Regions from separate parts of the Mus musculus genome. Here region 2 is linked to region 1. The links are chromatin loops, found by intact Hi-C in ENCODE. Cell type or tissue: left cerebral cortex. All regions are shown on one strand. Links, peaks and the distances in the headings refer to the core of each region. The heading gives the core; the rest is flanking DNA. Region 1 holds the start of Aym1 (activator of yeast meiotic promoters 1). Region 2 holds the start of Gm13821 (a long non-coding RNA gene).

Evidence for each region. A loop is a pair of places that touch in the nucleus more often than their neighbours do. Peaks named below come from ENCODE experiments on the same cell type or tissue, not always from the same donor. Only the 100,000 strongest peaks of a DNase experiment are listed, where the experiment ranks them.
Region 2: a loop joins it to region 1, with 29 times the contacts of the local background. A loop is called at or near these places in 8 of 42 quality-filtered maps.

The regions. Positions count from the first base shown.
Region 1 is chr5:113,341,775-113,357,914 of GRCm38, forward strand. It overlaps Aym1 (activator of yeast meiotic promoters 1), which reads left to right and starts at 15,520. Exons shown (of 1, transcript NM_001012726.2): 1 at 15,520-16,047. The coding sequence starts at 15,743. The coding sequence ends at 15,880. It also overlaps 1700016C19Rik. In left cerebral cortex, for the core only: a CTCF peak has its summit at 7,033 (motif pointing left); a DNase peak (open chromatin) is centred at 10,250; H3K27ac peaks cover 544 bases.
Region 2 is chr5:114,837,878-114,854,017 of GRCm38, forward strand. Gm13821 (a long non-coding RNA gene) reads right to left here and starts at 8,717. Exons shown (of 2, transcript XR_878695.3): 1 at 3,641-8,717. 4930519G04Rik (RIKEN cDNA 4930519G04 gene) reads left to right here and starts at 15,837. Exons shown (of 12, transcript NM_026263.2): 1 at 15,837-15,981. Gm46920 (a long non-coding RNA gene) reads left to right here. Exons shown (of 2, transcript XR_003955777.1): 2 at 2,363-3,281. Mir6240 (microRNA 6240) reads left to right here and starts at 14,071; the gene lies at 14,071-14,187. In left cerebral cortex, for the core only: no CTCF peak of the experiment used is centred there; a DNase peak (open chromatin) is centred at 7,671.

The DNA.
Region 1 (16,140 bases), core at 3,595-11,594:
CCCTGAACTCACTCGAGGACTCTCATATGGCCTCTGCCCTGCACAGCCAGGGGCAGAGCATCTCTGTGAAGTTCGTTCTGTAACCACTGGCTCCCGCACTCAAGGTTTCTTCTGAACCATCCACACCCTGCTCCTGTCACATCCCTCGGCCATCAGATGTCCCTACTAACTTGATGGCGATGACTCTCTAGCACAGTCCTGGCCGTGCCCCCAAAGCAGGGATTCTGTCGCCACCCCACCCCATGGCCGTCCCACTCTGACATCTCAGATTCTCCTTTGGGAACGCCTCCGAGTCTAAATCGCTCTTAGTGATGTCAGGTTTCGACAAGTGTTTTCAGCTGTGTTAGGGCTGCAATTCAGCTTTCCTGCGGTGTTGGTTGCTGTCGTGGGGGAGATGTGTGCAGATCTACACTTGGCTGGGGAATGAAGAGTTTGTCATAGTTTTGACCTGAAACTGAAATAGTTTGGGGGACCTCAGAGGAGGCTCGCTGGGCCTGAGGCTTGCCTCCCAGAAATTTACACTCACTATAGACACGTGAGCAACAGTAAATATGAAAGGATGAAACGCAACATTATACCCTAAATGTCCACTCAGTGTGGCCAGTCTAACCAGTGCAAACCTTACTTTAAAGCCAAGTGGCTGTGAGCGAGTGCCATGGATGCAGGTCACTGACCTCCTAAGGTGCTGCTACTCATTATAGGAGTTTGCAGCAGCACAGACAGTTGCAGGGTGCCAGGGGAGATGCAGTGACCAGGGAGGAGGGAGGAAGAGGAGGAGGGGGAGGAAGAGGAGGAGAGGGAGGCTGGCTGGGAGCCTGTGTAGTTCCAGAAGGCTCCTCAGAGGTCCTTTTACTCAACATCCAGCAGCCACCAAGTTCTGTCTTGTGATCCTTTGCTAAGGTATTGTGTGTGGGAAGAGCATGACTGTCCTCCAACAGTGCGGTTGCCTGGGCTCTCCTGGGGCAGCCCTGTCAGTGAACCTGAAGCAGTGGAAGGGGCCTCTGTAAGGATGCTGGGGTGGGGAAGCCGAGTCCCACGAAGCTGGGTCTCTGGGGCAGGAGGCCGAATGATACTGGGCGACGCCATGCAGTGTCCTCCACAGGGGCCATCCTGAAGCCTGCACTTAAATAGGGGCCAGCTCTTTGTGTTTCCCCAAGGACGCATTTTATTTCTGATCCCCGCTCCTCCCAGCCCGCCTGTCTCTCTAACCAGAAACAAGTCTCTGTGCTGGAGGGGGCTTTCTCAGGACAGGCATTCACTTCATGGACTTCCCTATGATCGTGACCTTTCCCGCCTTGACCCAAAAGCAGCCGCGGTGCCTCTTTCATTGATCTTGGTGTCCTCAAATTGAAAGCCAAGGAAGAGGTGGGGGGCGTGGTAGCCTTTTGCCTCTGCTCACCACACCCTCATCACACTTTCTTCCTACCTTTCACCACTCCTCACCTCCTACTCTTTGCCGTCTCCAGCAAGAGGTGGCCGAGACTCACAATTACCTCCCTATCTGGAAGGTTGAACACACTTGCGCTTATGCTGAGCACCCAGTGGCCCAGGCCCTCTCCTGAACCTTTACATAAGTGGTGACACCTCAAGCTGTCCTGCCCCTGTCCCCATAAAGGGTCCCTGCCTGGCTCCTATTCAGTGTTGTAGCTTGGCACCTGAAACCAGGGCACTACCCAGCAAGAGTCTGAGGGTCTCTGCAGACACAGTGAACCTGCTGCCTTCCCAGGAGGTCAAGTGTCTGGATGGACAAGATCCCTCATGACGAGAGTCAAAAATGTGAGAAAGAGCAGGACGTGGTGGTGCACGCCTTTAATCCCAGCTCTTGGGAGGCGGAGGCAGGCAAATTTCTGAGTTCGAGGCCAGCCTGGTCTACAAAGTGACTTCCAGGACAGCCAGAGCTATACAGAGAAACCCTGTCTCGAAAAACCAAAAAAAAAAAAAAAAAAAAAAAACCAACCAAACAAACCCAAAAAAAAACAAAAAACAACAACAAAAAAAATCAAAAACTGAGAAAGAGGAGCCACAAGTGGGGAGACGAGGGAAGGGGCAGGGCAGAGGAAGCTGACACGCAGACGGGTTCTTTCTGAGTCTTCACTGTTGCCAATCGATCTACTGAATTTTCGGAGTAGTAGTGTTGATGAGGTGGCCACAGAGACCAAGAGCGGGGGAGATGGCGGAGAGAGCTAAGGGCCTGCTGCTCCATGGACGGTGTTATTCCACACTATTCACCCCAAGGCACTACCAGTGTCTGTCCCCTCACACCTGCAGTCCTCATCGAGGGCCAGGACTTCTCCACCCTGCAGTAGGGATGGATGGAGGTCTCTGGTCTCTGTAGTTTCCCATCAGTCCAGTTCTATAGCTGTGACCGGGAAGGGATGTCTATATCCTGCTGTTTCTCCGCAAGACCATCAGTCTCTAGAACTTTCTGTCCATGACACTGACTGCATTGCACCCATGGTTTTTCTACTTGTCTTCTATATTCTGTCGCAGACATCTCTAAGAACATGGAGGAATATAGACACCCTTCTCTCCTGACCACTGCTGGGTCCATTCCTCTAAGTGTGGACCCCTTACTGTGCACTGGCCTTAGGATGCAATGAATCCCACGCTGAGCAAACTGAGTTCTTGCTTAGCAACTAGCATGATGCTAGCAGGTACTCAGAAAATTTTGGATTTTCATGCCAATCCCACACATTTCCCTACCATTAAGATGCTAAATGTAGGTGTAGCAGTGAAGACAACTTCTCCAAAATCCTCTCAAGTCTGTGGTTGGGACTTGGAGGTGGACATGCGTAGCAAGCAGGGACCTGCCAGTGTTTGCACTGGATATCGAATCAAATCGGAAGAGAGTGGGAAGTTCTCATAGAATGGAATGGGTATACTTGGTGTCCAGGCACACGCCCATAGCTGTCTAGAGCCGTGCCCCTCCCCCAGAGGGCGTGGATGCCTACAGGCTGCATCCTGAGTCTCAGAGGGATGCAGATTCCAGACTCCAGTGTGGGCGAGTGAGGGGTGGAGCTCAGCCAGGGTCACGCATCTCTCCACTGTCAGTCCTCAGCCCTGACCCCGGAACTCCTCACACCCTAAATCTTGGAGCCCGCAGACCTGACAGTGTGGAGATTCTCGCCCACCACCTGGCATCTGCTAGAACACTGTCCCCATGTTCAAGGCTGTGCCAGCCACGTCCTTTCCTGTGAGAGTTCTTCCCGTGAGTCACACTCAAAACCAAGACCTAAATCCTCTGTGCTGTACAGAAAGATGGCTGCCAAACATGACCCGGGGCTTTGAAAATCCCTGAGGCAGAGGAAAGATTGGGTCTCAGTAGCGGAGCAAGGAAGGAGGTTGATGCTCTGAGAACACAAGCCTAAGGCACACAAGCCCCACACCAGGGTTTCTGAAGCAGTGTAAGAGCCAGACTTCTGCACGCCCTTCCTTTCCCTCTGACTACACAAGCCCCACCCCCCACCCCCTCAGTCTCTGGAGGATGCACACTGACTGCCCTGGGTACAGTCTCGACCCACGACTTCCCATCCCTGGTATTGCACCTGAGTGACGATTGCACCCACTGTCTGACCTCTGGAATCACAGGCACAAGTAAGAAGTTCTAGATGTTAGGGTACCAGCCGAGGTTTTGGGGTGTGACGTGCGGTCACCCGCTCTTTCCCCTAGGTTCTCAGACCCTCCCAGGGTCTGAGAGTCAGTTGAAAGCCTTTAGCAAGACATTGCTTACTCTTGCTCTCATCGGGAGTCGGAAACCCGCAAACAAAAGACAAGAGTGTAGCAGCACCCAGTTAACACCACTCAATAAGATCCCGGCGGTGGGGGCGGCGGGGGCGGCGGGGGCGGCGTCGAGTTCCTGCTACCCACCCCAATGCTTTCTATTCCCTAACAAGAGATGCACCCTCAGCCTTTTGATTCGACATATTCAAAGGCTGCGCCACTCCCTAACCTCCACGTGGCTAATCCACCTTCCGATAATCCCAAATTTTAACTAAAACCTGTATTCCATCTTGGCCGCCCCAAACCCAGATGTGCAGCCCTCTTGGGCTGAGTCCCAGCTCTTACATGAAGGCTGTGCTCTCTGTCCCCGTTCCCACCCTTCATCCTCATCCCCCAACTTGCCGGGGACTCCTAAAAGCCCTGCCCTTGTCTTTGCCCAGCCATTGGCCGCCAGCAACTTTATTTACCAATCAAAACCAACCGAGGGTAGGGTTCCTTCCCTGCGGTTTCTCCTGCATTTTGAAAGACTTAGTTAGATTAACATAATACAAGCATCATTAGACCAACCCTCAACACAAAAGCTGCAGCAATCGCCCCCTCAAACCTACCCTCCTCCACTCCCCAGGGCCCCCGAATCCTCCGTATCAATTCTAGCAGCGTTGAATTCCAACTGTGGCGGACACTATTTGGGCTCAGAGTACGGGGTGCAGGCCCCGAGGCAGATTGAGATTAGAAGCTTGAGAGCCCTCTATGAACGTCCTCTGTGTTTTCGAATTGTGGATCTAGGCACCGACGGCATCTCCCTGTATGGGAAACTTAAAGGGCGGTTAGTGTGATCAAGGCTGTCCACTGGTGTCTGGATTAACTGAAAACTGGGTAATGACTGAAGTAAGTCCAAGCAATAGAGAGGGTAGCGATTGCCAAGCTGAGCAGTGGAGACAGGAGTTCAAGGATAAACTAGAAATGTGGCCACTCTCCCCGTGCTCCCTGCAGAGGACTAGCTGATCACTCTTGGGTTCACTAGTGCTCCTGAGGCACATACACGTGTGCTGCTTCGGGACAGTGAGGTGTCAGCATCCAGGCCCGGAGGGATTCCCAGCAGGCCCAGTTTAACAGAGGGGTGACCAGGGCCCGGAAAACTCTTGTCTAGGTGTGACCAGACCTTGGGAGCTAGTGGGGAGGGGGAGGGGCATGGTGCTGTCTGCAGGAGCCCTGCCCCTTGCTCCTGACCCTGCAGCAGAGCCCCAGCAGTTACCCCTAACTTCTACCGTGTGGGTCCCAAGGGGCTTGAGTGTCCCTCTGAGTAAGAACTCTTCCCACATCTGAGAGAGGCCCTCCCATGTGAGCATTTGGCAGATACTCATTGGACCTAAACAGGCTGCCCCGGGGCTGAGCCCAGGCAAAGCCTGAGTCATGAGGAAGAGATAGGACCTGCGCAGCAGCGATGGTGCAGGGCCCAGATCCCTCCACCCATGAGTAGGACACGGGATTGGGAATGGTGATCCGAAGCATTCCAGAGGCAATGCTAACACCATGTTGTCTGGATCACACAAGAGGTCTATCAGCCGCTATCAGTGATGACCTCACCGTGCCCATGCCCTCTGCCCTCCCAGCAAAAAGAATGACCACGGGGGCGCGGGGGCATGGGGGATCTACCTGTGACTACCCTGGGGGGAATCGCGTCACTGTCTAGTTTAAACCTGTTTCTAGACCAGACAAGATGTGGGCGTGCAGCCCACCAAAGGCTGACTGTCAGTTGACTTTTAGAAGCATAGGAAGGGATCCCTATCCCCACCGCACTTGTGTGGATTCCTCGCTCTGCAGTCTCCCGAGTCTGTCCTAAACCTGGGTCTGTCCCTGCTGACCTGTGACTTCCAGTCTGAAGACAAGAGCCTCGAAGACAAGAGGTCTTTTGCGTCTTCCTGCCTCCAACATAGCAAAGTGTCTAGCATGGCGCGGTGGCTGAAGAAGGAACAGAACAGGAAGGAAGTAACTCCGACTCCTTGGACTTCGGATGTCTGTACCATGTAGGACTCAGTTCAGCCTGGACACCTGCGTTCCACTTGCTCGATCCATGGGGGACTTGGAGGGGAGAACAGGGGATGGGGCAGCACTAAACAGCCGATGTGTAGACGCCATGAGGTGAGGATTCAGAGTCAGTCTAGCTACTCTTCCCAGCCGCTCTATATCTCTCCCTGGGAGCCCCAGCCCTCTCTCTAAGCCCCGCCCCCTGTGCAGAATGCCTCCTCTAAGCTCTGCCCCTCCGAAGAATGCCCTGGGCGCCATGAACTACTAAGTCCCTTGGTCTTGTAGCTGGTTCTCACTAGCATTTTGTCACAACAGATGTCTGTCAGGTGCCTCTGGGAAAATGTCCTCGGGATCGGGGTGGGGGTGGGGGGGGAATGTCTTAGGGCAGCCTCACTATGACAAGCCTGTTCCCGGGAGACGAAGTGACAGTCTGATGTTATTCCGTTGTGCAGTCTTTCCAAATAGCCGAATCCGAAATTGCCCTCAAGTCCAGAATCGCCTCATTTTTTATATGCAAATTTGCGTGAGCAAATTGCTTGACTGGATTCCTCCTGAAGGACTTCAGGTATGGTCTGAACCTATTTTGCGTTGAGCCGGACAGGACAGTAGCTGGGAGAATCCCTCCTGTTCCATGGTTGAGTTTACCGCGGCACCTGGCAATGCCTGGCCTAGCCTCCTAGGATGCTCGCACCGTGGCTAAAACCTCTTGCCTCTCTCCACTCCCTGTGACTTGTTACGCAGCGCAGCGTGTGGAAAAGAAGCTGGTATAAGCGATGCCAGATTCCCCACCTGAGGAATGCAATGCTCTGTTCCTGGCAATTATTTTTCCGAAGAGAACTTATTTGGCCTCGCTGGAGAGAGTCAGTGACTGATGTCCGAACTCTGCGCAGACTCTGCCTTTTAAAGCCCCACCAGACACACATGCGCTGTGTGTGCCTATCTCTGAGAGGGGTGCCTCGCTGCAGAGGGCATCCCGACCCAGCCCTGGGCCGTGACGATGGACCAATGATTCATTCTGATACCTCTTGTAGTTGCAAGGGGTGTGGGCAAGAGCAGGAATGGAGCACCCACGGCAGATTTTTCTCTAAAATTCCTTTCCAGGGGAAGGCTATAGGGTGCGGGTGCTCCTCCCCTAAACAGTTGCACCCAGAAGCTAGCCTTACTCAACTGGGATGAGGGCTTTCCTGCAGCCACATAGATGGAGCCCCGCCCGTGACCCATTCTGGCCATCTCAGGACTGTGTACATAGACTCTAGTGCCTCCTCCAGGCCATGTGTGGGCAGAGCAGCCGGTTACTAGGGGTCGATTGGACGCTCAGGCAGGCAAAGGGCATAAATTAGCCCAGCCGGGACCATGCTCTGCAAAGGGCCAGGACGCTCGCTCGTCAAGGGAAATAACGCTCCCCTCCCGGCCCAGTGCAGTTTGGTGAACCAATTTATTGAGAGGTTTTTCTCAGAAGTGGAGGTGAGGGACGGAGGGATACGTGCATGAAGATAGGTGACTCAAAGACATCTGTGCTGCCAGAAAGCCCCCCCCCCCCTAGTATGGTCCACAGTTATATCAGTCATTGTTCTCCCCAAGCCTGGGACAGTAGAGCATCCTTTTTTACACAGATGGGATTCTGGGGCCCAGAGAGAGGCAGTGGCACATCCGAGGTCTTTGAGACTGTATACTTTTGTTCATTCTTTGGACCCCAAACCCAAACATGCAGCAGGGCTGGGACTAGGATGGACCGGGCAGGGGTCTCCCTGGACTGAGGGTTGGTTCCTCCACGGGCGGGGGCGGGAGAAGGTGGAGGAACCAACAGCTACAAGTGCTTTGCTGGTTCACACCGGGGAAAACTCCTCCAGAACAATAGCCCTGTGTTTTCAGACTCCCGGGGGTGGGGGTGGGGGTGGGGAAATCGGTCATTCAAGCTCAAGGGAGGGAGACATTTGGTCCCAGCTGCAGATTTGTTTGTCCAGGAGAGAGGGCACAGCTGCCAGGCAAGGGGACACATAGTGGACCCTGGGAGTAGGGAGCCCAGCCAGGCTCCCTGACCCAGCAGCTGAGAAGGCCATAGGTTGCTGTCCATAGCTAGCACTTCTGGTCTCAGAAGCATCCTCTCCCTTACCCCCCCCCCCGCCTCCTCCCCCCCCCCACATGGTCCCCAGAGTCAGACTGTGGCATCAGAGGGGTGTCCAGATGCTTAGACATGTAGTGATCCTGAGGCAGGCAAAAAAAAAAAAAAAAATGTTTGCAACTACTATTAATAAGTGTTGAATCTCTCCTCTAGCCCCCCCACCCCACCCCCCAGCAGAGGCAGTGGAAGAGAAAAGTTGCTGGGATAGGGGGGAAGTGGACCTGTTCAGCAGCAGTTCTTTGGGGGCCAGCTCGATCTTCTTTGGCAGCAGTTCAGTCCCTTAGCAAACACCAAATACGACTCAGCAGCTGCAGACCGGTCCTCCAGGCAGGCGACACCAGACCTGAGCCAGCAATTGCCTTTCAATTCCTGAAGGCTCGACAATTGGCCTGAGGGGAGGTCTTGGCAGTGGGCAGATTGCTGCAGGAACCTCACCAGCAGCAGTTCTTGGGTGAGCTGCTCTCAAAGGCAGGCAGCATAGTGAAGATTTTTTTTTTTTACAACACACACAGGGGAACGCCACGGTCTGGTAGACTCTTCTATATGTTGAGCCTCCAGCTGTTCTTGCACCAGTTGTTCAAGTGCCTGCGACATTTCTTTTGTTATGGGCCACCGCTCTTGCCAGAGAGGCTAGTTTGATAATCATTTTTAGGGGCAAGGCTGTTGGAATGTCAGCAGTGGCCCCTTTCATAAATTTGGAAATGCAATCCCTGTGACATCCTGGTTTTTCTTGACTCAGCTTGCGAGTGTTCTCTCTCACCTGCCTCAATACCTTCCCAGGGAGCATCTACCATATCAACTTTAATTTCCTTATTTGCTGTCCTCCCCCCCCCCAAATTGCAGGAATATTAATTTGATGAATACTCCCAATTGTTGTAAAAGATCCCTTCCCCATAAATTTGTGGGTATGTCAGCCACAGAAGGTCTCAACTTCCCCATTTATCCTTCTGGTCCCACACAGGGTAGTCCATTGGATGCTTTGTCTTATTTGTGATAATTTACCAATTCCTATACATTGTGTGTCAACCTCCTGAAGTGTCCAATCTGGATTCTAAGTGTACTAACATCAGCTCCTGTATCCACTAAACCTTCTATGTCCACATCATTCATTTGTGCCATTATTAATTTGGGTCTCTGTTTGCCATGTTTCTAGTTTCCCGGTGCTCCCAAAAGCCCCTGTTCTTTCTACTGGAGCGGCCTTGTCCTGATGTAAGGGGACACCAGTTGGGCAATTCCTGTCCCCTGCATTGAGTTGCAGCTCCTTTGTCACATGTATAAATAATTTTTATGTCTTGCTAGCCCCATCTACTATACCTGGATGCACAATACATCCTTGAGAAGTTAATTCACTTCTTCCCAAGATTATCCCCACTGTCCCTGAAGGTAAGAGAGCATACACACCAGAGGTTTAACTTGTAATGTTCCACTTTGGGGAGTAATGTAAGAGTGCTATCTGTGGCCAGACCCAAAACTGCACTTCCTTCTGTAACATGCATAGGATCAGAAATAACCCAATTTTGAGTTTCTTGCATTCCTGATACCTCCTGACTGACCTCAGGGGCTGCGAGACCCTCGATTCTCCCCTCTACCCCACCATGGCAAGACGTTACTACGTATGTCTCTCTTTGACTGGCAATCCGTTGACCAACGTTTGCCATTTCCACAGCGGCTGCCATACCCTGGACTCTGTGGCTCAAAGTGGCCAGAGTCGGCTTGTTCTCTTCTTGGATCACCGTGTTCTCTTCTAGAGTCAATGCACCTGTTATTTTGAGCTTTGAATCTTTTAGCCTTACAATTTCTTTGGAAATGACCAACAATTCACCACATTTAAAACACTGAGCATTTTGATTTTTGATATTTCTAGCTACGGTTTGCCCTATGATCTTTGCATTATGCTCCTGAGACCGGATGCTGCTTGTCTCCCTTGTCCACTCATCTACAGGGAGCTCCATGTGCTTCCCATGGTCTGATTGCTCTCTTATATTCGGTGTTGGCATTCTCCAACACCACTATTTCTATCAATGACTTGTAAGGTTTCAGGGTCTGTTATGGCTCTATTCACAGCTGAACTCAACCTCTGTACGGATTCTGTAAAGGCTCTTCCAGAATCCCATATTTTAGTAAAGGAAGTAGATTCCCCCCCCCCATTGCCCGCCCCCCAAGTTACCCAATCAAATCCTAAACTCTTAAAGTGGTGAAATGGCACTGTTGAATTACACCATCATCAAATCTGATTTGTTCTTGTAAGTTGGCATAACGCCCCTCCCCAGGCAGCCTGTCTTTAGTAACATTGATTCCCCTTGCTAGATTACATTGTACTAGCTTTGTTGCTTTGTGCCTCCACCATGACAACCATTGTGACTGCCTAGCAACTTCTAGAACAGCTGACACAGGTCCCTTCCAAGCTTGGGAGGATCACCCTATGCTGCGCAGCCCAGCTATTTTAGCATTTCTCTGACAAAGGAGGGATGTAAGCCATACAATACCACAGCCTCTTTAAAAATACTTTAAATCTAACATTCCTATCGGTAGTCAGGTAAAGTCCTAATAAGCCTGTCCACCATTGTTATCAGGCATATGCTGCACAAAGACCGGGGAAGCCTGAAGGTGCCTGTGTAGGTCCAGGCGAATTCTTTTGTGGTGCGCTCTGCTGCACATTAACCCATGCCATTTCCTGCTCTTCCAGGTCCCTAGAAGCAGGGCAGGGCAGGGTGGGGCGGGGGCAGTTTATCTTCCAGTCTAGTTTGCTTCCCACTCTCATCATGCAGTGAAATCCTGCTCTCATCCATCAAGCCTGAACTTTTTTCTCCTCCCAGTGACCCCTTTTGTTTTCCAAGCATTGGAAAACTGTCCGAAGAAAACTCTAAATGCATACTCAACTCTACAATCTTCTCTAACGAAAGAGGACTGTCGGGTTTCCCATTATTATTATTTTTTTCTTCAAAACAGTATACAGGAAAAGTACAATGCAAACCCAAAATACCCCTTCTGGGAACGAGGCAGGATACAACCCAGTGACAGTAGCTGCCATTTTGCCAATCTCCTTAAGTGTCCACCAGGACCTGCAGATAGATGGGCGGGAACCATGCTGAGCCCTCCCACCTTCCTCCTGTACACTTCTGGTGGAGGTTTGGCCCAGAGCCAGCACACCTCTTTCTCTCTGCTCCTTGGTCTCATAGTGTATGTCCTGTGCACCACTCAAGCCTGCACGGGGCGTTGAGGGGGTGGGGGTGGGGAGGCACAGACCACCTGCACCTACCATAGCCTTCTGCCTCCTACAGGGTCCTCATTGTGTGCCTGGTGCACCTGCCTACCTCGGCCGCTTCTGGAGTGCACCCTCTCAGAGGTGCAGGGCAAACAGCCCAATCTCTGATTCACCCAGGGAGGGTTGGCCAGTCTCAGAGTCCAGCAGGATGAAGAAATAATGTTTCTGGTGAAGGTTACCACCTCTGCCAGTCCCTGCGCCACACCACCATCCACTATTGAGTGCATAGACCCTGGACCCTTTGACTCCAGAGGATTTGCAACAACACACAGCCCAGAGCTCAGGTGATGTTTTGGTGCTCTCTGTCCCCCACCCCCTTTTTCTAACTCTGCTGTGAGTGAACTTGGCTTTACCCTCTCCACAACTCAAAGTAAAGCCCTCAGCTCCGCAACTGTGGGATTATTACAAGGGCCACACCTGGTCTGCACAACCTCTTAACCTCCCACTCTCCACCCTCCACCCCGTGTGCCTCACTCGCTCTTTTGATTTGTGTCTATAGTTCACAAGGTCGGCCTCCCGACAAAGAGGCCGGGTGTTTCTTACCCCCATTTTACAGATATGAAAGCTTGAGGTTGTGAGTAGGTGAGAGTGGCTGAAGCGGGGGAATTTGTCCCTGCATCCCCTCGGGCCAGACTAGTGCCTCTGCCCTCCTGCTGCTCAGTGATGTCCAAGTCTGAAGATCCCCTTACAGAAGCCCAGAAGTGAAACCTGGCTTGGGAATCAAATAGTGAGATTTAAAAAAAAAGAGGGGGGGGGGGAAGGAAAAAAAGAGAGAGAAAAAAAGACCGGGGTTGTGTGTATGTAGGAAGAATGTTCTGGGTGGAGGGGGGAGCTAGTGCCTGTTTCCGCAAACCAGTGTGACTGACAGTGGCCAGGACAGGTGATGGAAGGGGGCCTGCCATGATGAGTGTTGTAGGTCATTATCAGGAAACCGGGGAGTTGAGCATGGGGGCCCTGGAGCGTGGGGGCGGGGTTCGAAACTCCACGGGGCGGGGTCAGCATGTCCCTCCAGACCCGTGCGTCCAAACTTTACATAAACTACAGTTCCTTAGGCACCTGAGCCTCATTTCAAGTGACCTTAGCCACACGTGTGTCTAGAGGATAGCACACACAGGGGACACTGGCCCCAGCACAGAAAGGGTCGCAGGCGCACTGTGCTAGAGAGAGAACTCAAGGCTTGGGTGGGAAACATTTTGGAGAGAAAGAGGGAAGCCAGTGGGGACCGGCTCCAGTGACTCAGTGAGCTTGTCGGTGGCTAGAGCCAACGCCAGCATAGGGCCTGGCGCTCAGCCACTGTCCAGAGAAACGGAAGATGATGATTCCCGAGGAATTTCCAGGTGCTCTCACCTCCAAATAGCCCCCACCCAGCTGCCATCTTCCTCCAGGAATCCTGGCTGCCCGAGAGGTCAATAGAATGTGACCAAGGGGGCAGTGGGACTGTCAAGGCCGAGTCAGGAAGGCACAGCAGCTTCCCAATCCGTCTCTTGAACTCATTTCCCGTGGCAGAGGCTGACCCTGGTGATTTGAGTCGCGCCTTTCCAGCTGCGCGCATGCGCGGTGCCTTTTCCCGGTAATGTTTCATATGCTCTTGATGTAGATTCTCCTGTTGCTCACTGCAGGGCTGTGTGGGATGCTGACGCTGGCGGGTGGCGACTGGGGAGGCTCTGCCTGTCTCTGAGGTTCTCCTGCCTTTCTGTCTTCTGCATTTATCAGTAAGAAGGGAGGGCTGAGTCTCCAACTGCAGTAGAGAATTTGCCCGCTTCTGCAAATCTACCTGGTTTCGCCTCCTCCGATATGAGACCCTCTCGTCAGGGAGCCCAGCTGCGTGGATGCCGGGGACGCTATGGCTTTGAGGACTGGCCCACCGAGCCAAAGGTGGAACCTGTTTGTCCACAAATCCTTTTCCTCACCGTGATGGCTGCTTTGCTTGATGGATCTGCAGCTGCTTGGCTTACTTTTTGATTTGTGTGAGCAAAACCGGCGCCTTTCTCCACCACTTTACCTTTAGCTTGTGTTTCAGTATTGAAAGTCTGCCTTTTTGTACACAACATGTGGTTAGGTCTCACTGCTGTTTAATCCATGGTGCTAGTCTCTGACCTCTGACTAGTAGTACGTTTAGGTCACTCCCATTTAGAGAGATTTTTAAAATGGTAGGGGGAGACACAATATGTCAGGACAAACTGTGCACGAGCACACTGTTTAGAAAAGCAGGACAGGCTCAGAATGACAGAAAGACTCACAGGGACCCCTTGGAGGAGCTGACTTTTAAACTGAGCTTTGAAGGCTCTGACGAACCCTTACTGCTGAGTGAGCCACAGGCTCTAAGAACCCGGAAGGGCCGTGGGGACCGTCTAAGCTTCTATGTTACATGAAGGAAAAGGGCTGCACATGTGACTGGTACCACTTTTGTGTTGTTTTGTGAGTTTTATTGTATTGTTTTGTGGTGTGAGCCTGCGCCTGAGGGCAGGGATGGCAGCAGGGTGTGGCAACTCACTATGGTGTAAGTTTGAGAACTCTGGGCGGGGGGGGGGGGGGGGGATGCAGTCCACAGAAGGGGGTCAGGTGCCACTGCCACATGGGAGGGAGACTGGGACAAGCACTGTGGCTGAGGTCCCCTGAGATGCCAAGTGTCTTTGTCTTTCCCAGCAGAGAGAGGCGAGTTCTTTTACTCGAGGGGGGAGGAACCGCTCGCACTAGGGAGGTGAGGCTGGTGTGGGTCCTATGATGCAGGCCTTACTAGGTGCAGTTTGAGCTGAGAGAGTTAGGGTGGGAGCATGAGTATGCAGATGGGCTGGAAGGGGGTGTGGGGGAACGAGAGGGCAGGGCAGCCATGCTTGCTTCCAGACATGGGATGCAGCAGCTTTACAAGGCCCCAGAATGGGGCGTCCCTCTCCCTCCAAGCTCCTCTGCTATGCTTATGATGGCATTGGAGAGGGAGCCCAAGAGCCTGGGCAGGGAGAGGGGAGAGCATGGGGCAGTGGGTCCTGGCATGTCTGGGTCTAGGGTGGTGACTCTCAGACCCAGTCTCAGGAGGTACAGTGGGACAGAATCTCTTCATCCATGTGTGCGCATAGGAATCTCCCATTCTCCTCCCCAGACTTTTCCCCCATGTGTGATGCATACGACGGTGTCTGCTGGTGTCCGACACCAGAGAAACCAACAACAGGGTGTCCTGCCTCTCTTCCTAAAGGGCACTGGGGAAGAGAGTCGAGGCACCTCCCTTCTCTGATGTGGCGGGAAACCTTGGGTCGAGTTTTTTACTCTGGATGGTGGTACAGTGGGGGCCAGGGCTCACAGCCGAGGTCTGGAACTCTGGTTGGAGCTGTCTTCAGAGCTCTATTATGGAGCCCCAGCCCTGGGCAGGAAAGCTCATTAGCAGACGTGATAGATGTGAGCACATGACTGCCGAGTCGTGTCCCGTGTCCCTGTTGAACTGGAACTCCTGCTCCTTCTCCATTAGCAGCGGTGTCTGCATGCTCAGCCATCCCTCTGGACCCTTCTGAATTCTCCCAGGGCTCTGAATGCAGTCTTTTTTATGCAAGGGTCTTGGACACGTCCGGGTGTGTGCGGCGCAAGCCTACAAACTCTCTCACCTCTACCAGAGATAATAAGGTCAGTAAACAGCAAACTGGGCTGTGAGGCGGGCTCACCAGTGGGGAGGCCTGCAGAATTCAGCAGGGATGCAGAGAGGAACCCAGGGTGCTGGGTCGTGGAATGGTATCTAGAAAACACACTAACCAACCACCCATGCAATGTCACTGGGTCCTTGAGATGTCCTGCAAGCTGGAGCAGGGGCAGCTCTGGGATTGCAGCCGGCTAAGGGAAGCCAGGGGGCGGGGTCTGTAAGGATGCTGGGGGCAGCTATCGCTTTTTACAGGTCTTTTATACCCTAGAGCCTGGGCAGGCCATAAGGACAAAGGGTGCCCGGGACACAAGCAGGTAGTTTGGAAGTTTGGTGTAAATTTAGAAGCAACTTCTACCTTCTCTTTCACCTGCGTGCCATTGGGCTTGGCCATGCGTGGCCCACGGTTGGCACAAATATTTGGAATCTGTGAGTAAAGAAGCTGGAAGTGGGCTCAGAAAATGCTGCCCAGGCCCATGTAACAGATGCCGGAGGAAACACATGTGAGCTCACACACACAGGTTGCTGGAGTGAGAGGCTGAAGAGGGTAGGGGTGGGATAAGGGACTGGAGTGCTCAAAGGCTGCAGATCTTCCCTCTGGGCCTTGGGGTGGGGGGTGGGATGGGAGGGAATCTCCCTAAGGGCTCTGAGCTAGAGCAGGACTGGTCCCCTCTTCCCTGCTCCAGCTCCAGAGCTGCCAGCACCGCCCCCTCCCCCTGCAACCCCCCCCCCCCCGGAGCTGTGTGCCCGGCAGAGGGGCAGCTGCTGGCTGAGCAGCTCCTGCGTCCTGCAGAAGCTTTGGGAACAGTGCCTGGGTGTCCTCCTGCCCTCACCCGGAGAAGCCACTGCAGGGGTGGGGGGCAGAGCACTGAGACCAAGACAGAGGACACCACTCAGAAATGCCAGGGCAACTGAACTGTGGACCAGGGTGGGCTGAGAAGGAAATGCTAACCTTGTGAGTCTACACACCCCTCCCTGTCTAGCAATGAAGCCCCGTGCTCTCACAGAACTTTCTGAGGATGCTCTAGTTCCATTATCTCTTAGAGAGAGGAGCACGCGCACTGCACGGGGTCATTCTCCACTGAGCTTGTTGCTGTGCTCAGGTAGTTCAGGGAATAAGTAAATGCTGCTCTCTGCTCTCAGCCGATGCCCCTGGTGGGAAAGAAGTGGGCTTCAAATTTCCACTTCACATCCTCCTGGAGCACGAAGAGTTAATGGAGCACACATCATCCTAAAACATGCCCCCTCCCAATCCCTGCTCTCCCCCCAGCCTGTAGCTGTCAGGGAACTAAAAAAAAAAAAAAAAAAGGTTGGCACACAGCCAATGAGACTCATCTGTGTATTGGCTGTGCCCTGCCCTGCTTGTGCCACTAAATGCCTAAA
Region 2 (16,140 bases), core at 4,406-12,405, 1.5 Mb after region 1:
ACCACCGGCTGCTAGCAAAACCTTCTTGTAGCATAAACACATCATAGGACCACTTTACGGAGAGTACTTAGTCACCTGCCATCTCTCCCTTGAGCCAGGTCCTATGCTGGGATACAACCGACCAGTGAGCACTTGTCACCTGTCTCAAGTCACTGTTGCTCTGGGGACTTTGGTCGCTGAAGTCAGTTTATTCCTTCCTCCCTCTCGAAGTCATCATGGCAGCAGTATGACCCAAGGTCATCTGTGATCACTGGATGTCGGCCCTTCACACCTCCAGGACAGCATGGTGGGTGGTATCTAGTTCACAGCTCTCTGAGCCCCTCCTTGTTGTGCTGCTCTGATTCCATCTGGGAAGGCACTGCTTCCCTTCCCTTCTCTCTTCTGTTATCATGGACGCCCAGCTTATTCTTTTACTCTGGAGCCCAGGATTTCTCTAGGGTACGCACGCTATAGTTCACCACTCGTAGACAGTGCCCAGTGTCCTTTCGGGGAGGGACATTCAATTTGAAGGAGGTCTTTTGAGATGGCGGAGGAAAGGGGCATTCCTGGTGGGACAACTGGCTGAAGAGGCAAGACAGCTGGGTACTTTTTCTGCCTTTTGACTACCAGGCTTTCGTGTTTTTACCATCTGGCTCCTGAGCCTTCATTGTTTTGTTAAAACAAAACAAAACAAAACAAAACAAGAGGATTTGGCGCTCTAACATGTGGCACGACTACACAAACAGAGAAATCACACCAGCTGCAGACAAACTAAGAAGCCATCAGGTAAGACACCTGGGAGGTCTTCAAGGAAAAACTTAAGTAATAGTAAATGGAAAACTTCTTCCCTTGTTCAGGATAGAAAATATTATCATGTAGGGTGTTAGGACATGGCTTGAAAATAGCAGAAAATGAAAAGATAAATGACTTAATTGAGATTGACCAATTATAATTATTATCAGTCTGGTAATTCATTATTTATCCTTAATAGCTGTAGTGGGTGTTTTTTTTTTTCTGTGACAAATGTGAAGAATGGATTCATAAGATATAAGTCTTAGAAAGACTTATATAGATGAAAATAAGAAAAATACTCAGACACAGGCAGAGGAATTTAGACAAGAACCTATTGCACCACTGCATGATGACACTGAAGAGGGGCAGACCAAGGCTGTTAGAAAACCAACCTTAGTCTATATCCAGTTACTGTCCAAGAAACAGCAGGCAATAGCCAGCCCCAAGGTGATGAAGATGTTAAACTGAATCCCATAGACAAGTGTGATTTGAGAGGATTTAAGGAGGCTATCGTTTTGTATGGTGTGTGATCACCCTAGGTGAATCAGATATTAACTTATGGGCACCTCAGAATTATCCCCCAAGACTGGAAAGATTTGGCAACAGCAAAATTGGAAGCTGGCCCTCAGTTACAATGGAGAACATGGTGCAAAGAGGATACTAGGGCTATGGAACTACAAAATAGGGCTAGGGGTATTAATAGTTCCCAAGATCAGTTGCTGGGTGAAGCTCAGTATGCCGAGTTACAAAGGCAGCTTGAATTTTGTGATCACACCTTAGTGCTATGTCATTTAACAGCTTTCAATGCTTGAGATAAGGCTGAAGAATCAGGAAAGAGGTCTGAGTCTTTTACTAAAATTATACAAGGCCCAAAAGAAGTCTTTACTGATTTTTTTTTGTGTGTGTGCATAGATTGACTTCAGGGATAAATAGCATAATATCAGATTCAGAAGTCAGACGAATATGAATTGAATCTTTGCATTTTGAGAATGCTAATTCAGAATGCAGAAGGGGTGATTAGGCCTTTAAAGGCAAGATTGGCACCAATAAATGAATGGATTAGAAATTTGGCTGATATTGCATCTCACATTTATAATGATACTCTAATAGGTAAAGCAACATCTAAAAGTTGTAAGAAAAATCAAAATGTCAAATGTTTTAACATTTGGTCACTTGAAAAGGGATTATAAGCAAGACATACCTAGAAACAATTTTTCTTCTACAGACAATCCAAAAAGAAGGCCCCAGACTTCTGGAGCATGCACAAGGTGGGGCAAAGCCTGGCACTGAGTAACAAATTCAGATCAACTAGGGACAGGCAAGGTGGACTTTTGCTGTCAGGAAACATCCTAGGATGCATCCTGCAGCCCCCAGTAAACAAATTTGCTTCAATCATTCCCTGTCAGCATCAGAAAAGCTCATCCACACAGAGCAATGAAAAGATTTAAGGCCTGTTGTTAACACAGCACGATTCTGGACAGAATCAATGGCAGAACAGCTTCAGCAGATAAAAACAAACAAACAAAAAATTCAGGTGAGACCAGAAAACAAGCAGTTTAGTAAACTGCTATGAACAAACTGGGTACCAAAGCTAAACGGCATTGAAGATTGAGTAGACACAGAAGCAGATGAGACTATAATGTCACCAAAATCTTGGCATCCGGATTGGCCTCTTCAGGAGCTACATATTCACCTTCTGGAGGTTGGAACTTTATCTCAGATGAAGAGGTGCAAGATGGGTCGAGTGTGTAGGACCAGAAGGCAAATAGGAGAATTAAAGCCATCTGTGGCTAACGTAGCCATGAAATTATGGCGAGTGATTTGTTGCAGCAATGGAAAATACAGATTAACATTCCTTTCATCTCAGAAACAATCCAGAAAATAAACACTTCTGAGAATAATACTAGAAGGTATTTTCAAGTACAGCCATAATGTCATATATAAGCAGGATACAACAGCTGTTGGACTTTCAAAGACACGAACTGCCGTAACTTTAAAATGGTTAGATGACAAACATGCGTGGGTGGAACATTGGCCTTTGACATCAGAACACTTAGAGGCACTAGGACAGCTGCTGCAGAAGCAGCAAAACGTCCAACATAGTGGACAACCAATCAGTCTTTGGCGTTCTCCTATATTTGTCATTAAGAAGAAACCTGGAAAATGGGGACTATTAACAGATTTTAGAGCCATAAATAAGGTGATTGAGCCAATGGGGCTCTTTATAGCCTGGAATTCCCTTGCCTTCATCATTACCTAAGGGATGATCTATTATAGTGATTGATTTACAAGACTACTTCTTCACTGCACCTTTACAAAAACAGGATAAGGAAAAATTGCCTTCCTGGCAATACTTATAGTAGTGCTCAACTTGTGTCAACCTGTGTCAACGGTGTCACTGGAAAGTTCTTCCAAACAGTCTGGCACTGTGTTAACATTTCCTACAGCTGTTATAAACAGTTTGCTCATTCTAAAATGTATCATTATATGGATGATATCTTACTGGCTAATTCTTAGAAGAAATGTTTGATGAAGCAGAGAGTTTTGCCTTGTTGGGGATTAAAAATTATTCCTCAAAAACAAAAACAAAAACCCCACAAAGAGGAGATTCTATCAATTATCTAGGATATTAAACCGGTTTACAGAAAACTTGATCACACAAAAGTACAAATCAGGAGAGAGCAATTACAGACTCTTGCTCACAGTGAAGCCCCTCATATAATTCACATTTTGTATGAATTATATTTTGGGCTTGTATCTTGCACAGATGGGAAATCCAACCTACACAGTTTTTGAACACATGTTTTCAGAGTTCTTTCCCATAGCCTTAAGAGCACTTACCATTTTGCTAAGGCCATTAGACACTCACCTCCCAGACTCTTGCTGCTTCTTTTGTTCATGGGATCATCAACCTTGGCAGGGAGAGCATTTTCTCAAAGGAGGAAATGATAAAGTTAACTGTGTACATTATTACATAAGTAAACCTTATGCCTACCAATGGCCAACACTTGTAAAGGCCCACACCCTGCTAGCTCTGTCTGCTCTTGGGGCTGGAACTGTGCCATGCCATCCCTTCCACAGTGCTCCATTAACTCTTCATGCTCCAGAAGGATGTGAAGTGGAAATTTGAAGCTCACTTCTTCAGCGGCACCTCCAGGCAAGAGAGACCAGGCTCAATCTGCCTTCACACCAGCCCACCTCTCCAGTGAGGAATCCACACCCACAAAATCCATTCAGGACAACTACATCTTTAGAGAGAACTGACCTTAAACACCCCATGGCTCAGCCTGGTGATGCACTCACTGCAAATCGGTTCTCACCCAGGCTCCTTGGCGAACACCACTCAGCCCACAGCTGCCTTGAAGACCTCGTCCTGCAGTAACCTGTCTCGTGAAGCGTCCACAAGACGGTACCCACAACTAACAGCAGCGTGAGTGTATGGCCAGTGGCCATGCATGGCTCAGGATGCACACTGAGGAAGAGGGGTTCCCTACAGAGTCCAACTCTTAAACTTAAGAGTCCAGAGAGACCCCAGGGGCTGACTGGAGGATTCTCTTGTCTGGAAATGGAAACTTGAAGTACAAGTAAAAGGATTTACTGGAAATGACATTAAGGTATTTAGTGGCCCAGGAAGAGCAGGGCAGGGCACAGCCAATACACAGATGAGTCTTATTGGCCGTGTGCCAACCTGCATCATTTTTTTGAGTTCCCTGACAGCTGCAGGCTGGGGGGAGAGCAGGGATTGGGAGGGGACATGTCTTAGGATGATGTGTGCTCCATTAACTCTTCGTGCTCCAGAAGGATGTGAAGTGGAAATTTGAAGCCCACTTCTTTCCCACCAGGGGCATCGGCTGAGAGCAGAGAGCAGCATTTACTTATTCCCTGAACTGCCTGAGCACAGCAACAAGCTCAGTGGAGAATGACCCCGTGCAGTGTGCCTGCTCCTCTCTCTAAGAGATAATGGAACTAGAGCATCCTCAGAAAGTTCTGTGAGAGCACAGGGCTTCATTGCTAGACACCTAGGCAGGGAGGGGTGTGCAGACTCACAGGGTTAGCCTTTCCTTCTCAGCCCGCCCTGGTCCGCAGTTCAGTTGCATCTCTGAGTGGTCTTAGTCTCAGTGCCCTGCCCCCCAACCCTGCAGTGGCTTCTCTGGGTGAGGGCAGGAGGACACCCAGGCACTGTTCCCAAAGCTCCTGCAGGAGGCACACTGCTCCTGCAAAGGGGGTGAGGGGGCGGTGCTGACAGCTCTGGAGCTGGAACAGGGAAGAGGGGACCAGTCCTGCTCTAGCTTAGAGCCCTCAGGGAGATTCCCCCCACCCCATCCCACACCCCAAGGCCCAGAAGGAAGATCTGCAGCCTTTGAGCACTCCAGTGCCTCCTGGCCTCTCATTCCAGCAACCTGTGTGTGTGCACACGCGCACTTGTGGTTCCTCGGGCATCTGTTACATGGGCCTGGGCAGCACGTTCTGAGCCCACCTCCAGCTTCTTTACTCACAGGTTCCAAATATTTGTGCCAACTGTGGGCTATGCATGGCCAAGCCCAATGGCACACAGTTGAAAGAGAAGGTAGATGTTGCTTCTTTACACCAAACTTCCAAACTACCTGCTTGTGTCCCGGGCACCCTTTGTCCTTATGGCCTGCCTGGGCTCTAGGGTATAAAAGACCTGTAAAAAGCGATAGCTGCTCCCAGCATCCTTACAGACCCCCAGCCACTGGCTTCCCTTAGACGACTGCAATCCCAGAGCTGCCCCTGCTCCAGCTTGCAGGACATCTCAAGGACCCAGTGACATTGCATGGGTGGTTGGTTAGTGTGTTTTCTGGATACCACTCCACAACCCAGCACCCTGGGTTCCTCTCTGCGTCCCTGCTGAATTCTGCAGGCCTCCCCACTGGTGAGCCCGCCTCACAGCCCAGTTTGCTGTTTACTGACCTTATTATCTCTGGTAGAGGTGAGAGAGTTTGTAGGCTTGCGCCGCACACACCCTTGCGTGTCCAAGATCCTTGCATAAAAAAGACTGCATTCAGAGCCCCGGGAGAACTCAGAAGGGTCCAGAGGGATGGCCGAACTTGCAGACACTGCTGCTAATGGAGAAGGAGCAGGAGTTCCAGTCCAATGGATAGGGGACCAGACTCAGCAGTCACGTGCTCACATCTATTACGTCTGCTAATGAGCTTTCCTGCCCAGGGCTGGGGCTCCATAATAGAGCTCTGAAGACAGCTCCAATCAGAGTTCCAGACCTCGGCTGTGAGCCCTGGCCCCCACTGTACCACCATCCAGAGTAAAAAACTCGACCCAAGGTTTCCCGCCACATCAGAGAAGGGAGGTGCCTCGACTCTCTTCCCCAATGCCCTCTAGGAAGAGAGGCAGGACACCCTGTTGTTGGTTTCTCTGGTGTCAGACACCAGCAGACACCGTCGTATGCATCACACATGGGGGAAAAGTCTGGGGAGGAGAATGGGAGATTCCTATGCGCACACATGGATGAAGAGATTCTGTCCCACCGTACCTCCTGAGACTGGGTCTGAGAGTCACCACCCTAGACCCAGACATGCCAGGACCCACTGCCCCATGCTCTCCCCTCTCCCTGCCCAGGCTCTCGGGCTCCCTCTCCAATGCTATCATAAACATAGCAGAAGAGCTTGGAGGGAGAGGGATGCCCCATTCTGGGGCCTTGTAAAGCTGCTACATCCCATGTCTGGAAGCAAGCATGGCTGCCCTGCCCTCTCATTCCCCCACACCCCCTTCCAGCCCATCTGCATACTCATGCTCCCACCCTAACTCTCTAGGCTCAAACTGCTCCTTGTAAGGCCTGCATCATAGGACCCACACCAGCCTCACCTCCCTAGGGCAAGCGGTTCCTCCCCCCTTGAATAAAAGAACTAGCCTCTCTCTGCTGGGAAAGACAAAGACACTTGGCATCTCAGGGGGCCTCAGCCACAGTGCTTGTCCCAGTCTCCCTCCCATGTGGCAGTGGCAACTGACCCACTTCTGTGGACTGCATTTCCCCCCTCCCCCAGAGTTCTCCAACTCACACCATAGCGAGTTGCTACACCCTGCTGCCATCCCTGCCCTCAGGCACAGGCAAACACCACAAAACAATACAATAAAACTCACAAAACAACATAAAAGTGGTACCAGTCACATGTGCAGCCCTTTTCCTTCATGTAACATAGAGGCTTAGACGGTCCCCACGGCCCTTCCAGGTTCTTAGAGCCTGTGGTTCACTCAGCAGTAAGGGTTCGTCAGAGCCTTCAAAGCTCAGTTTAAAAGTCAGCTTCCTCCAAGGGGTCCCTGTGCGTCTTTCTGTCATTCTGAGCCTGTCCTGCTTTTCTAAATGGTGTGCTCGTGCACTGTAGCTATGGACAGTTTGTCCTGACATATTGTGTCTCCCCTTCCCATTTGAAAAATCTCTCTAAATGGGAGTGGCCTAAATGTACTAGTCAGAGGTCAGAGACTAGCTCCATGAATTAAACAGCAGTGAGACCTAACCACATGTTGTGTACAAAAAGGCTGACTTTCAATACGGAAACACAAGCTAAAGGTAAAGTGGTGGAGAAAGGTGCCGGTTTTGCTCACACAAATCAAAAAGTAAGCCAAGCAGCTGCAGATCCATCAAGCAAAGCAGCCATCACGGTGAGGAAAAGGATTTGTGGACAAACAGGTTCCACTTTTGGCTCGGTGGGCCAGTCCTCAAAGCCATAGCGTCCCCGGCATCCACGCTGCTGGGCTCCCTGATGAGAGGGTCTCATATCGGAGGAGGCGAAACCAGGTAGATTTGCAGAATCAGTAAATTCTCTACTGCATTTGGAGACTCAGCCCTCCCTTCTTACTGATAAATCCAGAAGACAGAAAGGCAGGAGAACCTCAGAGGCAGGCAGAGCCTCCCAGGCCGCCACCCGCCAGCGTCAGCATCCCACACAGCCCTGCAGTGAGCAACAGGAGAATCTACATCAAGAGCATATGAAACATTATCGGAAAACAGGCACCTCGCATGCGCGCAGCTGGAAATGCGAGACTCAAATCACCAGGGTCAGCCTCTGCCACAGGAGGGATTGGGAAGCTGCTGTGCCTTCCTGACTCGGCCTTGACAGTCCCACTGCCGCCTTGGTCACATTCTATTGACCTCTCGGGCAGCCAGGATTCCTGGAGGAAGATGGCAGCTGGTGGGGGCTATTTGGAGGTGAGAGCACCTGGAAATACCTCGGGAATCATCATCTCCCGTTTCTCGGGACAGTGGCTGAGCGCCAGGCCCTATGCTGGCGTTGGCTCTAGCCACCGACAAGCTCACTGAGTCACTGGAGCCGGTCCCCACTGGCTTCCTTCTCTCCAAAATGTTTCCCACCCAAGTCTTGAGTTCTCTCTCTAGCACAGTGCGCCTGCGACCCTTTCTGTGTTGGGGCCACTGTCCCATGTGTATGTTGTTCTCTAGACACACTTGTGGCTAAGGTCACTTGAAATGATACCTGGGGGCGTGGAGGGGCTGAGGAACTAAACTATAGGTTTACCCTGCCCCGCCCCACCCCCATGAACCAGAATGCCATCATTACACACACAAACACAGGGAAAGCAAGAGACTGAACAATTGAAAAGTGTCACATTGTAACTCCACCTTCCAGGAGCAAGCTTGTCATAGACTGACCCACGCATCCCCGAGCTTGAGGACATTTGCCCAGAGGCACCTGACGAACATCTGCTGTGACAAAAATGCTAGTGAGAACCAGCTACAAGACCAAGGGGCATAGGAGTGCATGGTGCCCAGGGCATTCCTCAGAGGGGCAGAGCTTAGAGGAGGCATTCTGCACAGGGGGCGGGGCTTAGAGAGAGGGCTGGGGCTCCCAGGGAGAGATATAGAGCGGCTGGAAAGAGGGTCACATCAGCAGCTAGACTGAGTCTGAATTCTCACCTGAGTTCAGCCATGGTGTCTACACAGTGGCTGGTTTTGTGCTTCCCCACCCTCCCGCCCCGCCCTTCTCCCCATCCTGCAACCCTCCCACCCGTCATGGAGGGAGCAAGTGGAACACAGGTGTCCAGGCTGAAATGAGTCCTACATGGTACAGACATCCGAAGTCCAAGGAGTCGGAGTTACTTCCTTCCTGTTCTGTTCCTTCTTCAGCCACCGCACCATGCTAGACACTTTGCTATGTTGGAGTCAGGAAGACGCAAAAGACCTCTTGTCTTCGAGCCTCTTGTCTTCAGACTGGAAGTCACAGGTCAGCAGGGACAGACCCAGGTTTAGAACAGACTCGGGAGACTGCAGAGCGAGGAATCCACACAAGTGCGGTGGGGATAGGGATCCCTTCCTATGCTTCTAAAAGTCAACTGACAGTCAGCCTTTGGTGGGTTGCACGCCCACATCTTGTCTGGTCTAGAAACAGGTTTAAACTAGACAGTGACGGGATTCCCCCAGGGTAGTCACAGGTAGATCCCCCATGCCCCCGCCGCCCCCGTGGTCATTCTTTTTGCTGGGAGGGCAGAGGGCATGGGCATGGTGAGATCATCACTGATAGCGGCTGATAGACCTCTTGTGTGATCCAGACAACATGGTGTTAGCATTGCCTCTGGAATGCTTCGGATCACCATTCCCAATCCCGTGTCCTACTCATGGGCGGAGGAATCTGGGCCCTGCACAGTCGCTGCTGTGCAGGTCCTATCTCTTCCTCATGACTCAGGCTTTGCCTGGGCTCAGCCCCGGGGGCAGCCTGCTTAGGTCCAATGAGTATCTGCCAAATGCTCACATAAGAGGGCCTCTCTCAGATGTGGGAAGAGTTCTTACTCAGAGGGACACTCAAGCCCCTTGGCACCCACACCGTAAAAGTTAGGGGTAACTGCTGGGGCTCTGCTGCAGGATCAGGAGCAAGGGGCAGGCCTCCTGCAGACAGCACCATGCCCCTCCCTCTCCCCACCAGCTCCTGGTCACACCTAGACAAGAGTTTTCCGGGCCCTGGTCACCCCTCTGTTAAACTGTGGGCCTGCTGGGAATCCCTCCAGGCCTGGATGCTGACACCTCACTATCCCAAAGCAGCACACGTGTATGTGCCTCAGGAGCACTAGTGAACACAAGAGTGATCAGCTAGTTCTCTGCAGGGAGCACGGGGAGAGGGGCCACATTTCTAGTTTATCCTTGAACTCCTGTCTCCACTACTCAGCTTGGCAATCGCTACCCTTCTATCGCTCAGACCTACTTCAGTCATTACTCAGTTTTCAGTTAATCCAGAAGCCAGTGGACAGCCAAGCCCCCCCCCCACCCCCACCCCCCCACCCCCACCCCCGTGATCACACCAACCGCCCTTTAAGTTTCCCATACAGGGAGATGCCGTCGGTGTCTAGATCCACAATTCGAAAACACAGAGGACGTTCATAGAGGGCTCTCAAGCTTCTAATCTCAATCTGCCTCGGGGCCTGCACCCCGTACTCTGAGCCCAAATAGTGTTCGCCACAGTTGGAATTCAACGCTGCTAGAATTGATATGGAGGATTCGGGGGACCTGGGGAGTGGAGGAGGGTAGGTTTGAGGGGCGATTGCTGCAGCCCTTGTGTTTGCGGGTTTCTGACTCCCAATGAGAGCAAGGTAAGCAATGTCTTGCTGAAGGCTTTCAACTCTGACTCCAGAAGGGTCTGAGAACCTAGGGGAAATAGCAGGTGACTGCATGTCACACCCCAAGACCTCGGTTGGAACCCAAAGGTCTAGAACTTCCTACTTGTGCCTGTGATTCCAGAGGTCAGACTGCTGACAGGGCAGGTCTGATTTCCAGAAACAGTGGGCGTCGTCACTCAGGTGCAATACTAGGGATGGGAAGCCGTGGGTTGAGACTGTGCCCAGGGCAGTCAGTGTGCATCCTCCAGAGACTGGGGGGGGGGGGGGTGTTGTGTAGTCAGAGGGAAAGGAAGGGCGTGCAGAAGTCCGGCTTTTACACTGCTTCAGAAACCCTGGTGTGGGGCTTGTGTGCCTTAGGCTTGTGTTCTCAGAGCATCAACCTCCTTCCTTGCTCTGCTACTAAGACCCAATCTTTCCCAGGGGGCCAGATCTTTCCTCTGCCTCAGGGATTTTCAAAGCCCCAGGTCATGTTTGGCAGCCATCTTTTTGTACAGCACGCAGGATTCAGGTCTTGGTTTTGGATGTGACTCAGTGGAAGGACTCTCACAGGAAAGGGCCTGGCTGGCACAGCCTTGAACATGGGGACAGTGTTCTAGCAGATGTCAGGTGTCGGGTGAGAATCTCCACATGGCACCATCAGGTCTGCTGGCTCCAGGATTCAGAGTGTGAGGAGTTCCGGGGTCAGGGCTGAGGACTGACAGGGGAGAGATGCGTGACCCTGGCTGAGCTCCACCCCTCACTCGCCCAAGGAAGAGTCTGGAATCTGCATCCTTCTGAGACCCAGGATGCAGCCTGTAGGTATCCACGCCCTCGGGGGGGTGGGGGGGGCACGGCTCTAGACAGCCCGGGGCGTGCCTGGACACCAAGTACGCCCATTCCATTCTCTGATGTGAGAACTTCCCACTCTCTTCCCGTTTGATTCGATATCCAGTGCAAACACTGGCAGGTCCCTGCTTGCTACACATGTCCACCTCCAAGTCCTAACCACAGACTTGAGAGGTTTTTGGAGAAGTTGTCTTCACTGCTACACTTACATTTAGCATCTTAATGGTAGGCTGGGCATGAAAAATCCAAATTTTTCTGAGTACCTACTAACATCATGCTAGTTGCTAAGCAACAACTCAGGTTGCTCAGCGTGGGATTCATTGCATCCTAAAGCCGGTGCACAGCAAGGGGTCCACACTTAGAGGAATGGACCCAGCAATGGTCAGGAGAGGAGGGTGTCTATATTCCTCCATGTTCTTAGAGATGTCTGTGACGGAATATAGAAGACAAGTAGAAAGGCCATGGGTGCAATGCAGTCAGTGTCATGGACAGAAAGTTCTAGAGACTGATGGTCTTGCAGAGAAACAGCAGGATATAGACATCCCTTCCCGGTCACAGCTATAGAACTGGACTGATGGGAAACTACAGAGACCAGAGACCTCCATCCATCCCTACTGCAGGGTGGATAAGTCCAGGCCCTCGATGAGGACTGCAGGTGTGAGGGGACAGACACTGGTAGTGCCTTGGGGTGAATAGTGTGGAATAACACCGTCCACGGAGCAGCAGGCCCTTAGCTCTCTCTGCCATCTCCCCCTGCTCTTGGTCCCTGTGGCCACCTCATCAACACTACTACTCTGAAAATTCAGTAGATCACTTGGCAACAGTGAAGACTCAAAGAACCCGTCTGCGTGTCAGCTTTCTCTGCCCTGACCTTCCCTCATCTCGAAAGGAGTCCCCACTCACATTTTTGACTCTCGTCGTGAGGGATCTGGTCCATCCAGACACTTGACCTCCTGGGAAGGCAGCAGGTTCACTGTGTCTGCAGAGACCCTCAGACTCTTGCTGGGCAGTGCCCTGGTTTCAGGTGCCAGGCTACAACACTGAATAGGAGCCAGGCAGGGACTCTTTATGGGGACAGGGGCAGGACAGCTGTGAGGTGTCACCATTTATGTAAAGGTTCAGGAGAGGGCCTGGGCCACCGGGTGCTCAGCATAAGCGCAAGTGTGTTCAACCTTCCAGATAGGGAGGTAATCGTGAGTCTCGGCCACCTCTTGCTGGAGACGGCAAAGAGTGGGAGGTGAGGAGTGGTGAAAGGTAGGAAGAAAGTGTGATGAGGGTGTGGTGAGCAGAGGCAAAAGGCTACCACGCCCCCCACCTCTTCCTTGGCTTTCAATTTGAGGACACCAAGATCAATGAAAGAGGCACCGTGGCTGCTTTTGGGTCAAGGCGGGAAAGGTCACGATCATAGGGAAGTCCATGAAGTGAATGCCTGTCCTGAGAAAGCCCCCTCCAGCACAGAGACTTGTTTCTGGTTAGAGAGACAGGCGGGATGGGAGGAGCGGGGATCAGAAATAAAATGCGTCCTTGGGGAAACACAAAGAGCTGGCCCCTATTTAAGTGCAGGCTTCAGGATGGCCCCTGTGGAGGACACTGCATGGCGTCGCCCAGTATCGTTCGGCCTCCTGCCCCAGAGACCCAGCTTCGTGGGACTCGGCTTCCCCACCCCAGCATCATTACAGAGGCCCCTTCCACTGCTTCAGGTTCACTGACAGGGCTGCCCCAGGAGAGCCCAGGCAACCGCACTGTTGGAGGACAGTCATGCTCTTCCCACACACAATACCTTAGCAAAGGATCACAAGACAGAACTTGGTGGCTGCTGGATGTTGAGTAAAAGGACCTCTGAGGAGCCTTCTGGAACTACACAGGCTCCCAGCCAGCCTCCCTCTCCTCCTCTTCCTCCCACTCCTCCTCCTCCTCTTCCTCCCTCCTCCCTCCTCCCTGGTCACTGCATCTCCCCCGGCACCCTGCAACTGTCTGTGCTGCTGCAAACTCCTATAATGAGGTCAATGACCTGCATCCATGGCGCTCGCTCACAGCCACTTGGCTTTAAAGTAAGGTTTGCACTGGTTAGACTGGCCACACTGAGTGGACATTTAGGGTATAATGTTGCGTTTCATCCTTTCATATTTACTGTTGCTCACATGTCTATAGTGAGTGTAAATTTCTAGGAGGCAAGCCTCAGGCCCAGCGAGCCTCCTCTGAGGTCCACCAGTTTCATTTCGAAACCATGACAAGCTCTTCATCACCCCACCCCACCCCGCCAAGCGTAGATCTGAAGGGAAGCCTGCACACATCTCCCCCACGACAGCAACCAACACCAACACCAACACCAACACCGCAGGAAAGCTGAATTGCAGCCCTAACACAGCTGAAAACACTTGTCGAAACCTGACATCACTAAGAGCGATTTAGACTCGGAGGCGTTCCGAAGAGAGAATCTGAGATGTCAGAGTGGGACGGCCATGGGGCTGCTTTGGGGGCGCAGCCAGGACTGTGCTGGAGAGTCATCGCCATCAAGTTAGTAGGGACATCTGATGGCCGAGGGATGTGACAGGAGCAGGTTCAGAAGAAACCTGGAGTGCGGGAGCCAGTGGCTATGGAAGGAACTTCACAGAGGCGCTCTGCCCCTGGCTGTGCAGGGCAGAGTTTGGTTGAGAGTTCCCAAGCGGTTCGCCCCCCAGAGCCGTGGTTTTCCCCCAGAGGCACCTCACCCAGCTGCTGACTTAGAACTGGCGCTGACCAGGGGAATCCGACTGTGTAATTAAAACAAAGCATCGCACTCGGGAAGCAGAGGCAGGCGGATTTCTGAGTTCCAGGCCAGCCTGGTCTACACAGAGAGTTCTAGGACAGCCAGGACTACACAGAGAAAACCCTGTCTTGAGAAAAACAAAACCAAAAAACCCCAAAGCATCGCGAAGGCCCACGGCGGGTGTTGACTCGATGTGATTTCTGCCCAGTGCTCTGAAGGTCAATGTGAAGAAATGTGACTCTCTTAAGGTAGCCAAATGCCAGGGGGTGGGGGTGGGAGGGGCCCTCCCTCTTATTCTACACCTCTCATGTCTCTTCACCGTGCCAGACTAAAGTCAAGCTCAAGCTCTCGGGGTCATCTTTCCCCGCTGATTCCACCAAGCCTGTTCCCTTGGCTGTGGTTTCATTGGATAGGGACAGTGGGAATCTCATTCATCCATTCTCGAGCCTCCCACGGAGCAGAAGGGCAAAAAAACAAAAAACAAAAAACAAAAAAAACCTTGCTTGATCTTGATACAGGTCTGTGAAATCGGGACCTCACGATCCTTCTGACCTTCTGGTTTTTAAAAAAGCAGGAGGTGTCAGAAAAGTGACCACAGGGGATAAACTGGCTTGTGGCCACCAAACCTTTACGGAAAAGGAGTATGAGGGGAGCCCTTGGGGATGGGGTGGGGGTGGGGGAGTCCACAACATCATCATGGACTCTGGTTTATGCTCTGTGTCCCCAGGGAGCCAAGGACATGTCTTCTATCTGGTCCACAAGACCTGTGTGACTCTGGGCACGTCACTTCATGGACTGTCAGATACATAATGTTCTACTTGCCGCACAGGGCTGATGTGGGGGTCACGGGGCTGACGACAATTCCTCCTGGGGAACTCCACGATACCATGCTCATGTGAACTCTGAACCTACCAAATGCCCCCCCTCCCCACCCCCCGAGTTTTCTGGCTACAGGAAACACCCTCACATATCTGGCTCTCTCCAGACATGTAGCACAGGCTGCTCAGGCACAGGCAGGAAGCACCGTTCCGTTTTCCTTCAGACTATGTGCAATCAATAGACTAAGCTTTATACCCTGAGAATAGTAGGTAACCAAAGGAGCGTTCTGGTAAGTAAGGCGAGAACTATCTAAGATGAGAACACCAAATCCCTTTCCCAGGCCCCGAGGCTTCTAATTGAGGCCGGCAGGCACCTGCCTGGGATCTGTGCCGATCACTATTGCCTTTTCTCTCTAAAAATGATTCCAGACTCTGCCCCTTGAGTGGTTTAAGTTTGCCATACACTGGGAGGCCCTCTTCCCGATGCAGCCATGGTTCAACTCGCCCCCGAGGCAGTGGGGGACAACAGAAGAAAAGGGTATCTGGGAGGCTCCCCTGGACATCCGTGCTCCTGTTTGGAATATGCTGTCTAAGCGTTGAGGCTCAGGGGCACAAGATGCAAAGATGCTAAGACATTCTAAGGGGAGAATACATGCAGCTACTGTAGTGCCGCAAGAGGCTCTGCATCCTTGTCAGGGGAATCCAAGACAGACCAGGAGGCGGCCGGCAAGGCCATCCTACTGTCTACCCCAGTTCAGCAGAGGCCTCTGGCACAGTAGCAGCCGAGTCCCTAATGAGCCAGAACTCGAGCAGCAGGCTCCACATGCAGAGTGGTGTAGCCACAGCCCCTTCTCAGCCTCCCTGTGTCCAGGCTGCTTTCCCTGAATGACCCCGCCCCAGCACAGGAGCTCCTCCCAGGAGCTGCTTCTTCACAGTGCTCCTCTAGCTCTGGCCAGTTCAGGCAGAGCTCATTATTTATGCAACTGTCACCTGGGCAGTTGGTCAGAATGTCCTGGGTTCCAAGCCAGTTGGGCGACACCAAGGTGGTCACCTGACTGGTTTTTTTTTCCCCCGACACACTAGAATTTAAGCATGTCTGGTGAAGAGGGTACCAGGTTACTAGTCCCTTAAGCCCACTGTCCCCTTCCAGTGTCCAGATAACTGAGGCCCCAGTACGCTTCTCTATAATACATTTTGACACTCGAAGAAACAGATTCGAAGGTGACCGACTGGGCAAGTGTGTGGAGATCTGTACTAGTCCCCTAGACTCTATGCAGGTGCCCCCTTTCCCTCTCTGCATTTTGCTTAAAGTGTCTCCATTCTTGCAAATCACCCATTTGTCTGAGTACTTCTGTGTCCAGTCCCTAGAGAATTACAAAA